Regions from separate parts of the Homo sapiens genome. Here region 1 is linked to region 2. The links are chromatin loops, found by intact Hi-C in ENCODE. Cell type or tissue: GM12878. All regions are shown on one strand. Each heading gives the region's core, and the rest is flanking DNA. Links, peaks and the distances in the headings are about the cores only.

Evidence for each region. Hi-C counts contacts between places; a loop is a spot of excess contacts. Peaks named below come from ENCODE experiments on the same cell type or tissue, not always from the same donor. Only the 100,000 strongest peaks of a DNase experiment are listed, where the experiment ranks them.
Region 1: a loop joins it to region 2, with 6 times the contacts of the local background. A loop is called at or near these places in 4 of 110 quality-filtered maps.

The regions. Positions count from the first base shown.
Region 1 is chr22:25,570,480-25,575,859 of GRCh38, reverse strand. The region is part of intron 1 of GRK3 (G protein-coupled receptor kinase 3); the gene reads right to left. Among named protein-coding and RNA genes, the nearest start is that of GRK3-AS1, 7.8 kb to the right of the region's middle. In GM12878, for the core only: no CTCF peak of the experiment used is centred there; a DNase peak (open chromatin) is centred at 3,037; H3K4me3 peaks cover 1,458 bases; H3K27ac peaks cover 2,649 bases.
Region 2 is chr22:25,620,395-25,625,774 of GRCh38, reverse strand. The region is part of intron 2 of GRK3 (G protein-coupled receptor kinase 3); the gene reads right to left. Among named protein-coding and RNA genes, the nearest start is that of GRK3-AS1, 58 kb to the right of the region's middle. RefSeq lists silencers at 2,211-2,280, 2,291-2,340 and an enhancer at 5,109-5,380. In GM12878, for the core only: no CTCF peak of the experiment used is centred there; a DNase peak (open chromatin) is centred at 2,264; H3K27ac peaks cover 1,193 bases.

The sequences.
Region 1 (5,380 bases), core at 102-5,101, 50 kb after region 2:
GCCACTCCCTGCCCCACAGTCAAGACACTAGTATCTAAGGAGAAAACCAGCTGTCCTCAAACAGATAAAATATACCTCTCAATGTCTCCACATGGATGTATCTGGAGTAATTTTTTTCTTTTTAAAATTTCTACCTGCTACCAAGCATAATTGTAAAAACTAAAAAGAGTTAATATATATAAAACTATAAAACATCATCTACAAATCTTAGTGGGGTTTTTTTAAACTCTAAATAAATGACTATCTACCATGGGGTTTTCTTAAACTCTAAATAAATGACCATCCACTGTAATAAACACGAAATAAATGACCATCTACTGTCACTGGGTTTAATGAGCTAACCTTTATAACTACAGATCTAGAAGAGAAGTCCAGCAAGTTGGCCTCTCACTAAGATCATTTCAATACTGACCCAATTCAAACCCTAGTTCTAGAGCATAAGTTTCCTGAAAGTAAGGGAAAGAGGGTTGTGAAAGGCTAGCACCACTGAGCACTTCAAACTTGCCCTGCTGTTTCTATCTGCTCCACCATCATCTATGCTACCCCAGCTAGTCATAACCATAGGCCATAACGCTTCACTTAGAACTCTCATCTCAAAAGAAGGAGTTTCCAAATAAGCTTTTCTTATAGAGTAGCCTGAATTTTTAAAATATTTTGAAACATCAATCCAGCATCAAGCAGGTCACCTTACTTAAAGGACAGAAATGTGGAGAGTCAAGCTAGTTTTCCATGTGGAATTTAATAAGCCAGTCAACTAAATGATGAAACTCTAATAAATCCCTGTCCACAAAACTCTCGGTTTTATTTATTGGAGGGATGAAGAGAAACAACAAAGTCACCAACATACGTGTCCTCTCATTCATTGCTTAGAAACTGCTATTGTGCAATTTTTCTCTTCTATATTATTGGGATGTTTTGCATAAAAAACAAGCTTTTCTCCACTGCCACTAGAAACAAAACAGAAAGAAGCAGGTCCAAAATGGAACAAAAAAAGATAGCACAGAAATTTTGCACGCTATTCTAGACTTACTGGTGATGACGATATTTATTGCATGATTCTCTTCCCAGTTACTGTGTCATAATATAAAAAAAGACAAAGAAAATTCACTTGAAAAAGGTAGGACCAGGTTAAAGATGTGTATTAAAGTCCCTTGATCTTACTTAGCCATTAGGATTCGTTCCATTTTAAATAGAGAATAGACCCCGCCACCACCACCAAATACCTCATATTTTTTAAAAAAGATGTTTCCAAAATACCATCACGGCCTTAGACATTCACAAAGGAAAATGAAAGTCTGCAATATTTAACAGCTGTGTAAATGCCATTCCATGCAACTTTTAGTTTTTGGTTTTATTTGTTTCTTTGTATTTTGAGACGAGACCTCACTCTGTCAGGCTGCAGTGCAGTGACATGATTTCAGCTCACTGCAACATCTGCCTCCTGGGCTCAAGAAACCCTCCCACCTCAGCTTCCTGAGTAGCTGGAGTTGGGACCATAGGTGCGCACCACTATGTCTGGCTAATTTTCTGTATTTTTGGTAGAGACAGGGTTTCACCATGTTGCCCAGGCTGGTCTTGAACTCCTGAGCTCAAGCAATCCTCCTGCTTTGTCCTCCCAAAGTGCAGGCGTGAGCCACCACACCTGGCCTCATTTTTAATTTAAACTTTTATCAAAGGCAATAAAGATACAAAAAAAATTACAAGAAATACACCTGAAAATATAACCAGACATATTAGTATCCAAACAAGATAATAAAGATCAATGGACCGACTTAATGACACAATGCACAAATACTAACAGCATATTATTCAAGAAAGTTTTATTGCTGACATTGAAGAAACTTGCTGTCTTCCCCAGCCAATGGGATTTTATGGGTTTTTGTTGTTGGTGGTGGTGTTGTTGGTGTTGTTGTTTGGTTGGTTGGTTGGTTGGTTGGTTGGTTTTTTTGTTTCTTTGTTTGAGACAGAGTTTCGCTCTTGCCACACGGACTGGAGTGCAATAGCACGATCTCAGCTCACTGCAACCTCTGCCTCCTGGATTCAAACAATTCTCCTGCCTCAGCCTCCTGAGTAGCCGGGATTGTGGGTGCCTGCCACCATGCCCAGCTAATTTTTGTATTTTTAGTAGAGACGGGGTTTCACCATGTTTGTCAGGCTGATCTTGAACTCCTGACCTCAGGTGATTCACCTGCCTCAGCCTCCCAAAGTGCTGGGATTACAGTCATTTTATGTTTTTGACTATATGAAACATACCCCCTAATATCCTATGACCTTTTTCTGCATATTTAAAGCTCACTTTCTTCCTGAAATATTTTAGTCCATAATTGTCTAAGAATTATACAGTGCCTAGTACCTACTTAGCAGTCAGCAATGGCAGCTGTTGTCATAATACACATGTAACCCATACCTGGCTTCCAAACTCTGACTAATGAAAATATTCATCCCCTAAGCAAACTGGTATAATGAATTTTGAATCATTCAAGGAACCAAATCCTAAAATGGAACTTCAGAGGGACTCAATCACACACTTGAAATAGAATTTATTACTAGCTTTGCCATTACTAAATTAATTATGATAATTTTACAGATCTCTTTTTGGTCTTCATAAATTTTGATATTCTTACTCAGCTCAGTAATGTTCAGACTAATGAGCATAGATTACACACAGCAGTGTGCATTATGAGGAATAAGTAAAGGAGCTGGGGACAGCTTCCTATAAAAGGCATCTTGAGCTAGAGGAGCTGCCTTCAAATATTTGATGATCTGTCACATTTGAGGAACTAAACTTGTTTCTCACAACCACAAAAGGATAATAAGAGACCAGTGCACAGAAGGTAATACAAGAGAGCTTTCTGGTACAACAGTTTCCAAAGATGCTCATCAAAGATGCCTGTGGCTAGATATTAGAGAGGGAAGTCACTCATCAAAAAGCATAACTAGATTGGATGTCCCCCAACATCTTTTCAAACATGAGATACTACAATCCTATGTTATTCATATACAATCTGTTAATGTCTAAGAAAGACTGTAATGAATCACCTTATGCACAATACAATGAAGCCAGCTGCTTTCAGATCATGATTTTTGGTTCATTTTTCTGAAACAAAAACCTCTAAAGAATGAGTCAACTCTGCTAATTGCCTGGTTACACCTATTTAAGTAGCAGGCTTGCAACTCTTAGGCACTGATACCACCATCCCAGAGCCTACGGGATGGATAGATGGATAGATGAAAGACAGAAAGGAAAGAAGAAAGGGAGGAAAGCAAGCAAGCAAGAAAGTGTGAGTGCGATGAGATACCATCTCACGCCAGTTAGAAGGGCGATCATTAAAAAGGAAACAACAGGTGTTGGAGAGGATGTGGAGAAATAAGAACACTTTTACACTGTTGGTGGGACTGTAAACTAGTTCAACCATTGTGGAAGACTGTGGCGATTCCTCAAAGATCTAGAACTAGAAATACCATTTGACCCAGCCATCCCATTACTGGATATATATCCAAAGCATTATAAATCATGCTGCTATAAAGACACATGCACACGTATGTTTATTGCGGCACTATTTACAATAGCAAAGACTTGGAACCAACCCAAATGTCCACCAATGATAGAATGGATTAAGAAAATCTGGCACATATACACCATGGAATACTATGCAGCCATAAAAAAGGATGAGTTTATGTCCTTTGTAGGGACATAGATGAAGCTGGAAACCATCATTCTGAGCAAACTAACACAGGAACAGAAAACCAAACACCACATGTTCTCACTCATAGGTGGGAATTGAACAATGAGAACACTTGGACACAGGGTGGGGAACATCATACACCAGGGTCTATCATGGGGCGGGGGGAAGGGGTAGGGATAGCATTGGGAGAAATATCTAATGTAAATGACAAGTTAATGGGTGCAGCACACCAACATGGCACATGTATACATACATACAACAAACCTGCATGTTGTGCACATGTACCCTAGAACTTAAAGTATAATTTTAAAAAAAAAAGTGTGAGTAAGGTATCATGTGTAGAAGGTTCTAGACACACAGTACCACAATAAGCAGCTAGAGGAGGAAAACTGAGAAATCTGGGCAATCAACCTACTTATGAGTCTAAGGCTCAACAATTGCTCTTCTCTGTTCCAGCCAATCATCCAGCTTTTCAGAAGTCCTGCCTCCCAAACCCACTCCCTCCTCCCTCAGAGCACATGGCACCACAGCACTTGCAAGACTGCCTTAATATTCGCTATTATGTTGTACTTTTTTAAAGGTGTACTTGTATCTTATACTACACATAATCTCAACAACAATAACCCTATAGTATAAGTGTTTTTAATCATTTCTTTTAATATTCCTTCTCATCTTTTTGTTTGAGTTATCCGTGTCTGAAATTCAATATGGGTAATTTTTAATGTTTCCTATTATTTACAAATGTATTGCATAGACAGAAAATGCTCACAAGGCAGATTTTTATTGGGACATTATACAATCAGAAAGAAATAGATAATGTATTTTACTGATGGAGAAACTAAATACAGCAAATTTAAGTGACTTCCAGAGGTCCCATAGCAAGCTGCCAGTGGAATCAGATCCTTAATGTCTGGCTTCTGATTTAGAACCTTCTCTTCTATGACAGTTTGGTAGGTAGTAGGGATGGCACAGGAAAACGAGGGGCCCAGCAATGACAGTGGCTTTCTGGTGCACTAAGGATGGAGGTCTGGGCTGGCTATTTTCACATTAGCATCTTTTTCTGCTCCTGAAACTGCAGGAGAAGGAAATGGTGGCAAACAACAGTATAGGTCCAAGGCTGGATCAAGCTGACCTTTACCAACTACCTATCACAAAATATTTTACAAAATATGTCGCAAAAATATTTTCACTGCATTCGCCATGGGCTCTCTATATAGTGTCCTACATAGAAAGTATTCAAATATGTGTATGCTCCAGTGGAAGCAGAGGACCCAAAAGAAGGCTTCCAAAATTAGAAGAAACATTTACAGGATATGAAGAGCCACATTATTACTTATTCTGCATTTTAGGCTCATAGAGCAATCAAAAAGGGCCCAGGGGTTGTAACTTCTAATCAATGATAAAAATAGGAAGGGAAGATTAAAAAAGTAAGACACAGGAGAAGCAGAGGGGGGCCGGGATATCCAGTCCCATTTGCATGCAAATTACTTACCATACAAATGATTTTGCAATAATAGAGTAAAAGTTGCCAAATTAATCATTTCCATTTCCCCATTGCCAATGTCCAGAGAATAAGAAGAGACAATGATAGCCATGCAGACAGCCTACATTTTCACCTACAGTGGTCCGCAGATATGTGACTGTACTAACAAAGGAAGATTATGTGAATGAGAAAGTGATTTTTATTGCAAATA
Region 2 (5,380 bases), core at 118-5,117:
TTAGTACTTTCACTAATTGACTACTGCTATCTAGAAGGCAGAGCCAGGTGTACAGGATGAAACATGAAGGCAGACTAGGAGCATGACCACTGAAGCACAGCATCACAGGGAGACGGTTAGGCCTCCGGATAACTGTGGGCGAGCCTGACTGATGTCAGGCCCTCCACAAAAGGTGGAGGAGCAGAGTCTTCTCTAAACTTCCCCGGGGGAAGGGAGACTCCCTTTCCCGGTCTGCTAAGTAGCGAGTGTTGTTCCTTGACACTTTTCGCTGCCGCTAGACCACGGTCCGCCTGGCAACGGGCATCTTCCCAGATGCTGGTGTCACCGCTAGACCAAAGAGCCCTTCTGGTGGCCCTGTCTGGGCATAACAGAAAGTTCGCACTCTTGTCTGCTGGTCACTTCTCACTGTGTCCCCTCAGCTCCTATCTCTGTATGGCCTGGTTTTTCCTAGGTTATGATTGCAGAGCGAGGATTATTATAATATTGGAATAAAGAGTAATTGCTACAAACTAATGATTAATGATATTCATATATAATCATCTCTAAGATCTATATCTGGTATAACTATTCTTGTTTTATATTTTATTATAGTGGAACAGCTCGTGTCCTCGGTCTCTTGCCTCGGTGCCTGGGTGGCTTGCCGCCCACAGCTAACACGGTGAAACCCCGTCTCTACTAAAAATACAAAAAATTAGACAGGCGTGGTGGCAGGCGCCTGTAGTCCCAGCTACTTGGGAGGCCGAGGCAGGAGAATGGCATGAACCTGGGAGGCAGAGCTTGCAGTGAGCCAAGATCACGTCACTGCACTCCAGCCTGGGAGACAGAGCAAGACTCCGTCTCAAAAAAAAAAAAAAAGAGATTCATCATCTAATATACACTCTTTATATTAAATGCTGCAAATAACAGTTTGATACTAATGGCAGTTAAAATCATTGTGTGCGGAAACAGAAAGTTAACCAAAAAAGAAGAGTCAATTCCTCAGATGTGTAAAATACTGAACTAGAAGCTTTAGAATTACAAAGAGAAAATAGCGTCAGAGATGAGCTTTGATCTCAAGGATCAGTTGGGAAACATTAAAGAGGCACCTCACAGTACTATACTTTCCACAGTAAGCGCCAAATGAATGCTACAGACAATGAGTAGAGCAGGAACATCAAAAGAGATTATTCATAGTCAGAAATCAGGGTTTTTTGTTTTTGTTTTTGTTTTTAATGATGGAGTCTCACTCTGTCACCCAGGCTGGAATGCAGTGGCGTGATCTAGGCTCACTGCAAGCTCCACCTCCCGGGTTCACGTCATTCTCCTGATTCAGCCTCCCAGGTAGCTGGGACTACAGGTGCCCGCCACCACACCCAGCTAATTTTTTTGTATTTTTAGTAGAGAGGGGGTTTCACCGTGTTAGCCAGGATGGTCTCGATCTCCTGACCTCGTGATCCGCCCGCCTCGGCCTCCCAAAGTGCTGGGATTACAGGAGTGAGCCACCGCGCCTGGCCAGAAATCAGGGTTTTAAGCTAATCCTTGAATGGTGAATCTCTCTGAAGAGCATAGGAAAGGAGGTGGCCTTCCACAGAGGGAGACAGACTGAAAGCAGATGCGGGGTGCCAGGAGCATGACGCATGTTCACAATGAACGCTGAAATTAAAAGATAAGGAAAAAAAAGATGGAGGCAAGTTCTGGGTACCTGAGTGACAGGAACAAGCTGACTGCACCCTGCAGTGGGGGCTTAGGAAAGCTTCGGAATGCAATCACACCGTGACCAGACTATGTTTTCAGACTGCCGGATAACAGGAAAAGAGCTGGAGATTGGAAGTGCCTGATCCTGACTCCTGGCCGGAGGCTATGTTTCCCAGCAAAAATTAAAAGTTTAACAAAAGGGCTGGAGAAAGAAAAAAATTAATATAGGATAGCCAGTTAGGAAGGTCCTGAACTATCTGGGTCAGAGTAATAATGGCATAATTAAAGTGGCTGTGGTGGAAATGGAGGATGATGGGGCAGGAGAGACAAGGACGAGAAGGCATCAGCGAGGCTTCAGAGCTTTGAATCCTGGACAGCTTGGAGAACAGCGGTGTCATTAATGTCAATAGAAAGGGAGGAAAGGACACCAGGTGTGCATGTGCATATGTGCGTGTGCATGAATACAGGTGTGTAGGTTTCTTAGTTTGTGTTTTTCTGGTCAGGGAGGAGATAATTAGTGAGGTATTTGATCTGTTCTGGTAGAGGCAAGGGCAACACATTACACTAGAAACAATCACTCATTATGAAACGAAACCACAGAACTGAAATGAGCTGGCTCACTAAGGCTGCACCAAAGCTGTGCCATCAAGTAAGTGCAGAGGTTACTTGTGGGAAGGGACAGATGCAAACAAGGACACAGGAGACAGAGAGCAGCACAAGCCAAAGGCAGGGGCTTACACGGCGGGAATTAGGAAGGCCCAATGCCATCGTAGCCGCATCACTCTGTCTCGTCATTTCATCTTTCTGCGCATTAGCTAGCTCCTCTCCTTCTATAGTTTTGAATAACTTACGAAAGTATGGCCGGGCATGGTGGCTCACACCCATAATCCAGCCCTTTGGGAGGCTGAGGCAGGCAGATTGCTTTGAGGTCAGGAGTATGAGACCAGCCTGGACAACATGGAGATACCCCGTCTCTACAAAAAATACAAAAATTAGCCACATGTGGTGGCACACACCTGTGTTTTCAGCTACTCAGGAGACTGAGGCTGGAGAATCACTTGACCCCGGGAGGCAAAGGTTGCAGTGAGCCAAGATCGCGCCACCGCCCTCCAGCCTGGGTGACAGAGTGAGACCCTATCTCAAAAAACAAAAACAAAAGAAAATATGCTTTATAGAATGTATTTATTCCCCTAAATTACAGAAACTATGTATACACTTACCCCCAAACTATGGCATTGAACTACTCCTTGAGTCTTCTCTTCCCTATTCAGTTCTGGCTCCAGAATATGTCCCAGGCCACCCATTCTTACATCTCTGCTGCTCTTACTCTAACAAAAGCCACCTTTGGCGACTTCCTAAATGCGACAGGGGTCTCCAGATTCTTCTTCCTGTTTCCATGCTCCCACTCTGATCCCAGCAATTCATTCTTCATAAAGAGGCTAGAATGATCTTAAAACATACATCGGGCCTGGTCAAGACCCACCAGAGCTTCCCATCACACTCAAAACCCTGGCTCCTGCGCAGTTCCCTGCCTCCCCTCTTTTCTCTCATCAGGAGCTGCCTGCGTGGGCCTTCTGGCAGTTTCTGAAACACACTGCACTCCCTCTTGCCCTGGCTGATGACGACGCTGCTCCACATGATCCCCTGATCACATCCTCAAAGAAATGTCCCCTAAACAACTAACCTATGTAAGCGCTACTCGGTCTCCTTCAGGTCCTGGCTCTTCACGATCCCACTGCACAGCAAACGCTATGATCTGGCTGATACCCTCAGACGCTGAGGGAGCTGATCCCCGCATCCCGCCCAAGGTCAGTGTTCCCTGCATTCCAGGACCTGCTGCACACCGACAAGCTGCATGGTTCTACCAACTCACTTCTCTGCCAGTGTTCCTTAGTTTCGTCATCAATCAAATGAAGGGGCTGGAATGCATAGACTCTGAGGTTTCACTTAGGCCTAACATTCTGTGGTTTCATGAATTCAAGTGGGGTCAGTTTTGATTTCATTCTCTTCTGCTGGGGATCTTATTGCTATTTTGACAAAGAGAGGAGGGGTTTAAAGAAAAAAAAGGCAAAGGATGCCAACAGGACACAGTTGGAAAAACTGGTTATTTTACCAAGGCTTTAACTGAAACAGTGTGTTTCCCTTTAAGGAATCAAGCTTAACATGTAGAGCCAATAAAAGCCCCTTGGGGAGAACTGGCCCCATACCTTGTCTATAGTCTCTGCACAGGGTTCCTAACCTGTGGTCAGTAAAGAATGTCACTTTCTAACAGGTCTGGGAGCTCCCAGTTTATCTTGGGACCTCAAGAGGAGAGGATCACCCAACTCACAGGTATTTGAGGATACAAACCCATGGCTGGGCTCAACTTTAAGGGTCTTGTCTAAGATTCCTTGTGGAATAGAGTTTCATCAAAGCTAATCCAAAAGGTCCATGTAAAAATAACCATTCTTGCTGCCCTTTATGCAAATAATCAGGCCAAGTATAAGACTAAAGTTTATTCATAATTAGTTTTTACCAAAAATGAGGACTGGAGAGAAAAATTTTGCTCCAAAGGTTATCATATATTTGTCATTAAATCCTAGTCTCACTAATTGTTTTTAAGCTTTTTGCCTACATTTTAGACTAACTCTGCCTATTCCTGTGAATCAAATGGTGATCTTCTGCAGCTTGAAAAAAAGAAAAAATAGGGATGGGTAACGTAAACATGTGAATCAATATACTAGTTCTGGGCAATTATCTTGCAAATTCTGCCAGGTAATGAAAGTGAGTAAGGTGCCCATAACCCAGAGGTTTCTTTGTTTGGGAAAATAAAACCAAGGAACTTCACAGACCCCCAAAGGGGAATTCTATATGTTGGCAAGTAAAATTTTAGATGGAAATTACCTACCACACCACACTTGTGGGAATTGCTGTCCTCACTCTACTATCTCTATAGCAGGGATAATAGTTACTAACAAAAAGGAAGCATGAAAGTTTTACTATCACTAAGTCTGCTAGGACTTTTTATTGGGTCTAGTGACGCACTTTTAAATGAAACATGCTGCTTTTGGATGAACACCTCTAGTATAGTAAAGGAAAATCTACAGGTACTTAAAGATCAAATCAAAATTATTGACAGGCTCAAGGAAAATGCTGGCTTCAGTCCCGAGTGGCTACAATCCCTCTTTAATAAATTCCAGTCTTCTTGATGGAATTCGTTAACCCCTTTATTAAGCCCCCTCTTACTGATATGTCTTGTATTGATATTTGGACTCTGTATACTCAATACTACAACTCAAATTGTTTCTTCTTGCCTAGCAGCAATCAAACTCCAAACGGTGCTGTCAACTGAACCACACAAGGACACGCCATTCTTCTGAGGACCCTTAGATGGACTCCAGGAGGAGGCCTAGCTGCTGTTCCCCATTCAACACCCCTTTTCTGCAGGAAGTAGCCAGAAAGAGTTGTCGCCCAAAACCTCCTAACAGCAGCTAGTGGGGCGTCTCCACTGGGAGGAATGTTGTAGGAGTTATTAAGAAAGTATTTTAGGCAGACAAGGAGGAAAAGTTTTGGGAAGTTTTCATTTTTTAAAGCCTCTTGGGAAAAGCTTCTTGTAAAGCCCCTGCTCTTAGAGCCGGGCTGGCAACCTTTGATATGCAAATGCAGGCAATTAGAAACTAGGTCCACCCAACACGACAATCCCCACAATCCCTGCGGGACTTCTTGC